Linked DNA regions of Mus musculus: region 2 is linked to region 1. Evidence: chromatin loops called from intact Hi-C (ENCODE). Cell type or tissue: heart. All regions are shown on one strand.

Region 1 (2,500 bases):
CAAGCACAAGAGACAGGAGGGTTAAGACTGGGTTGTGAGGGTGGCCTAATCAGCCATCAATGGTGGGAGAGGCCCTTGGTCTTGCGAAGATCATATGCCCCAGTACAGGGCCAGGAAGTGGGAGTGGGTGGGTTGGGGAACAGGGTGGGGGGAGGGTATAGGGGGCTTTGGGGATGGCATTTGAAATGTAAATGAAGAAAATATCTTAAAAAAAAAGACTGGGTTGTGGAGGCAGTGGAAGACCCAGTCTCGATGTTGGGTGTCTAGGCATCTGTCCTTTTCTAGGTTGCCTCTCTCTCTTTCACTTTAATTCCCTCAGTGACAGCACAGGGGCAGCTTGACAGTGGGTCTTAGGAACCCCGAGTCTTTCTGCAGGAAAGCTACACTGTGGCTCTGTGCATTCTCTGCTGAATAAGGTCATATTCAGACAGGAAAATGGCAGAGTAGAGAGGAGGGGCTGCCCCAGTGCTCAGGCTGGTCAGGGACTGTGAGTCCAGGTGAGTGAGCAGAGCCAGCAGACAGATCTCTACCTGTGGAGACATGTGTACGCCACCCGAGTACAGTCTAATGTCAGCAGCTCGTTATTGTAGCCATCTACGTGAGTGCCAGGTGGGCAGCATCATTGCTATCTTACAGATGGGGAAACTGAGGCCAGACAGGCGACGGAGGCAGTGGCGGTGCCTGCACTTGTATCCAACATTTCTCAACACTCCAAAGAGCTTGGAGTCCTCTGAGTTTGGAGGGGGTTTGAGGTGGGAGGTGGGACTCAAGTTTGGGAAAGCATCAGACTGATAGGCAGCCAGGATGGTGCCAGGCAGGGCCAGTACTCGCCTGAACCTGCTGTCTTCAGATGGACAGCAGGTGAGTTCTGTCTGCACTTGTGGTGGGTCTGAAACCTCTTTGGCCAGCCATTTCTTCTAGAAGCCTAAATAACCACATTCTCGGTGTTCTGTGTACACAGCTGATCTCACCTCACATCCTCCTGGTGGGCGGGGCTGGCTCCTTGGGAAAGGGGGTTCCGTTTTAGACAGTCTACCCCTCCGCCCTCTTTTGCACTCATTAGCCTTGGCCAGCCCCCCTGGGCCCAGCTCGAGAACAGCCGCTTACCCTTCTGCCAAGCACGGAGTGGGAAGGGAAGGGCTGGACAGCCCAGCCAGGAGTCCCGGCCAGGGAAAGATCAGCTGAGATGACTGTGGCTCGTAAGAGGCCAGGACCAAAGCATGGGGACTTAGGGCTAGGAGAGGCAGAGGGGTGGCTGGAAGGTCAGGGGTGAGCAGAGGCTCTCAGTCCAGCTCAGTCTGGGTGCATGAGCCCTGCTTTCACAGCTGTAGCTGGAGGGGCATGGGATAGAAAGTGGCCCCGCCCCTTTCTTCTTAAAGGGACCAGCTAGACCTCTGAAAGAAGCGGTCCTGGCTTAGTGGAGCTGTCTGAACTGAGGACTTCCTCACTAGTGAGTTATCCTGCCAGGAAGACACAAGTCCAAGCCTCCTGCCTGCTACCAGTTTAGTATTCAGCAGGCTTCCCCCTAGTTGTGAAAACAATGGAGTTGGGCCCCTAGCTGCTTTGTCTGGAGTGTCTAGTCTTAAGTCTGTCCCAGAGTGGTTGCTTCAGAGGTAGCTGGTGAGCAGACTTGCCCAGGACTCCCAGGTTCCAAGAGGAACCCTTCTCAGACTCTCTTTTTGGTTTGCCAGGCCAGGATCTGTTCAGTTCCAACAGGTCCTGGTAGGGGCAGGAGTGTCTCATTCAGTGTGTTCTGGGGCCTTGCCACCTCACTCAGACTCACATTCCTACATATAATGACATCTGTATGCTATTCACATGTCATTAGTTGACAGTGTAGTTTAGTTAATGGGACCGTGAAGCTGTCAGTGATGGGGCATACCGAGAGCCCAGCAGTGGGTGTGGTCAGAGCAACTAAACATTGGCTGGTCTCAAAGGGTTCAACCAATGGCAGCGGTTTTTGTTTTCTTCCATAAATGCTTTCTGCAGAGGACAATACCTGTCACTTCAGGAAACTGTGCAGCTGAGATGTAAATGACAGTGAGTTCACGGCAGAGCTGGGGTTTGAGACTGCTTTCTTCCTGTCACCGTGCATGGCTTTAAGATACATTTAGCCCCAGTACACAGTCTGGGGAGACACTCTAGGTTGGTGGTTGCTGCTAGCTGGGGTACAAGATGGATGTCTGGGTCTAGAGGATGACAGACTCTCCTTCCTCATCACAGTTGTCTGGTTCTCAGAGGAACCTCACAGGACAGCCATGGACAGTTGTGCTGGGTAGAAATGGCGCAAGAGCTTGAAGCCTCTTCCTTTTCAGTGTCAGCTTCATCGTCATCTGTATTCTGGGTGATCCCACAAAAACATGTCGAGTATCCTGTGAGCTTCACCCTGCTAGAAGGTTTCTAGGACACATGGCACTAGAAGGGGGCCTGTCCAGGGAAGGTCTGTCTCTGCAGCCTCCAGTCTGTGGCCTCAGCCCACAGCTGCGCCTGGCCTCCTGCT
Region 2 (2,500 bases), 110 kb after region 1:
CAACTATAGCTTTGTGTGATATGTGTTGAAGGCAGTGTGGGTCAGCAGGTGTTAAGAGTACCTGTTGACAGAGATCCAGGGGCAGCCTGGGACACACATGGATATTCTTGGAGACCTTTGGATTGTCTTGCCAGATCTGGTATGGGGAAGTATTTATTGGCTACTACTATGTGCCAAGAATTTACTGCCATACAGTCTCCTCAGCCACACTTTCTGAACTCAGGTTCACTGTGCTTTAATTCTCTGGTTGGAATTTCCATCCATCCATCCATCCATCCATCCATCCATCCATCCATCCACCCATCCATCCATCCATCCATCTATCCATCCATCCATCCGTCCCTCTACCTACTCATCCATCTGTTCATCTTTATCTGCACAAGAAAAATATTTGATGGTAACACATCACTGTTTACCAACACTCCCCTCCTAGTGGACATTTGTGTTGTTTCTGGACTTACTATTATTAGCTGTACTGCAATGAATACCTTACATCTCCTGGGAAGTGTTTATTAAATATCCACTTCTATCTGATTTGTCCCAAGAGCCTTTGAAACACTAGTTAAGGCTTTAGTGAACACAGGTCTTGGCTTTCCAAACTCTATAAGCTGTCAGAATTTAGGACTCAATCTTTAGATATCCATAACTCATTGCCCCTAGTTGGTGTTTAACACATGGTGAAAAAGTTCATTGATCAATGAGTAAAAAAGAAAGAGTCACCCACAGACCTGAAATGTAGGTCCCAAAGGAGCCTGGGCTTGGCTCTCACAAGCAAACTTCTGACCTGCTTGGGGCTGCTTCTCTGTGGAGCCCTGTGCCTTTCAGAGAGATACCATTCCTTTCTCCATCCTGTGGTACCACGTTGCTTCAAATACACATACAACTCTTCCAGCAACCAATGACCAGTTGTTTAGTTTAACTGAATGTAAGAGCTTTAAAAACCAGCATCTTAGCAGGAATAGCTTCGTTCAAGGGATCCAATCTCCCATGTCTGCACTGCAGCAGAGGAGTCAACAGAGAGGGCCTCTGTTTAGGAGTGCTGAGTTGGGCCAATAGTGGCTACAGAGCAGATGACCCACTGTGTGGAGTAGGACCCGGGCCTGGCACCTGCTGCCTCTGACTTCCTGTTCTTTCTCTCAGCTCCTAGAGGGATTCACACAATTTCTGTAGGTGGCTGCACGGATGTCTGGCCAAGCCAGGAAGTATTGAGAGCTGGCTTTGTTCAGCTTCTCACATGGACAGGAAAATGTTGATGCGGACCCCTTGGTATTTTCTGAGAAGGTATGAGGGAGCATCAGATGGGCAGCAAGCAACGTGGCTCTCAGGTTAGCTCAAGAAGAGACCAGAGGATATAGCCTGCACAGGACGGAGAAGCAGCTGGTAGCCAGAGGCTGAGCTAGGCTAGGGTGGAGTTGCCAGAGCCTAGCAAGATATTCTCTCCAGCTCGGAGCACTCCTGGGAGGGAAGTCTGCAGAACTGCATGGGCTGTATTGTTGCTATGTTGTTTTTGCTACTGTGGTTCATGACCTCACTCTGAAGAAGGCCTGAGGAGTGTTGGAAAGAACAGGGCCCTGGGGTGAGAAGCTCTCCAAACTCACAGGAGCAGCCAAGGAATCAGGGGCCACGTGGCCTTGTCTGTCACAGATAAGTCCCTCAGAGCAGGCCCTTGCAGTTGTGTGTGTGTGTGTGTGTGTGTGTGTATGTGTGTACATAGGAACATATAGGGGGTCCTTGCAGTTGTGTGTAATGCACATAGGGATGTATGTGTGTATGTGTGCATATACATGCACATAAGTGTTGTTTTTTTCTGGTGGTGACTACCAGATTTGCATGAGATAACCCACATGAGCCTTTCTCAGTGTACCTGAGTACTGTCCCACAGGAAGGATCCAGGCACTCATTGACAATAGCATGGTCACTTATATGCACATCTCCAGTTTATTTCAAGGTAAAGAATAAGGTAGAGAGAGGAGGCAGACGGGAAGCCGTGCACATCACCTTGGGACAGGCAGGATCTGTCAGGGATATCTCCGAAGTGAAGCCCACTGGAGGCTTCTCCCTCTAGAGCAGCAGTTCTCAACCTGTGGGTCACCACCCCTTGGGGGGTTGCATATCAGATATCCTGCATATCAGATATTTGCATTACAATTCATAACTAACAAAATTACAGCTATGAAATAGCAATGAAATAGTTTTATGGCTGAGGTCACCATAACGCGGGGAACTGTATTAAAGGGTCACAGCATTAGGAGGGGTGAGAACTGCTGCTCTAGAGGGTTCTGCAGAGTGGCTCTGATTAAACATGCTGAAGCCAGGGTGTCCGGTTAATTCCTGGCTCCTCTACTTCTTAGCTGTGCCTCAGTGCTCACGGTGTCCTCTGTGTCTGCATAGTGGGAATTGTAACACTTTCCGCCTCACCGAAAGTGCTGCTTGAGTTGGTGCCATCTCCAGAGCTGTGTTGCCAGCAGTCTTCGGTTCCCACATGGCCCAGCCAGGCTCG

What was found. A loop is a pair of places that touch in the nucleus more often than their neighbours do. Peaks named below come from ENCODE experiments on the same cell type or tissue, not always from the same donor. Only the 100,000 strongest peaks of a DNase experiment are listed, where the experiment ranks them.
Region 2: it touches region 1 in a loop (2.0-fold over the local background); 1 of 42 quality-filtered maps calls a loop at or near these places.

The regions. Positions count from the first base shown.
Region 1 is chr11:33,098,979-33,101,478 of GRCm38, reverse strand. No RefSeq gene overlaps it. Among named protein-coding and RNA genes, the nearest start is that of Fgf18, 47 kb to the left of the region's middle. In heart, no CTCF peak of the experiment used is centred here; a DNase peak (open chromatin) is centred at 1,138; H3K4me3 peaks cover 485 bases; H3K27ac peaks cover 324 bases; H3K27me3 peaks cover 686 bases.
Region 2 is chr11:32,993,575-32,996,074 of GRCm38, reverse strand. No RefSeq gene overlaps it. Among named protein-coding and RNA genes, the nearest start is that of Gm12111, 69 kb to the right of the region's middle. In heart, no CTCF peak of the experiment used is centred here; a DNase peak (open chromatin) is centred at 1,484.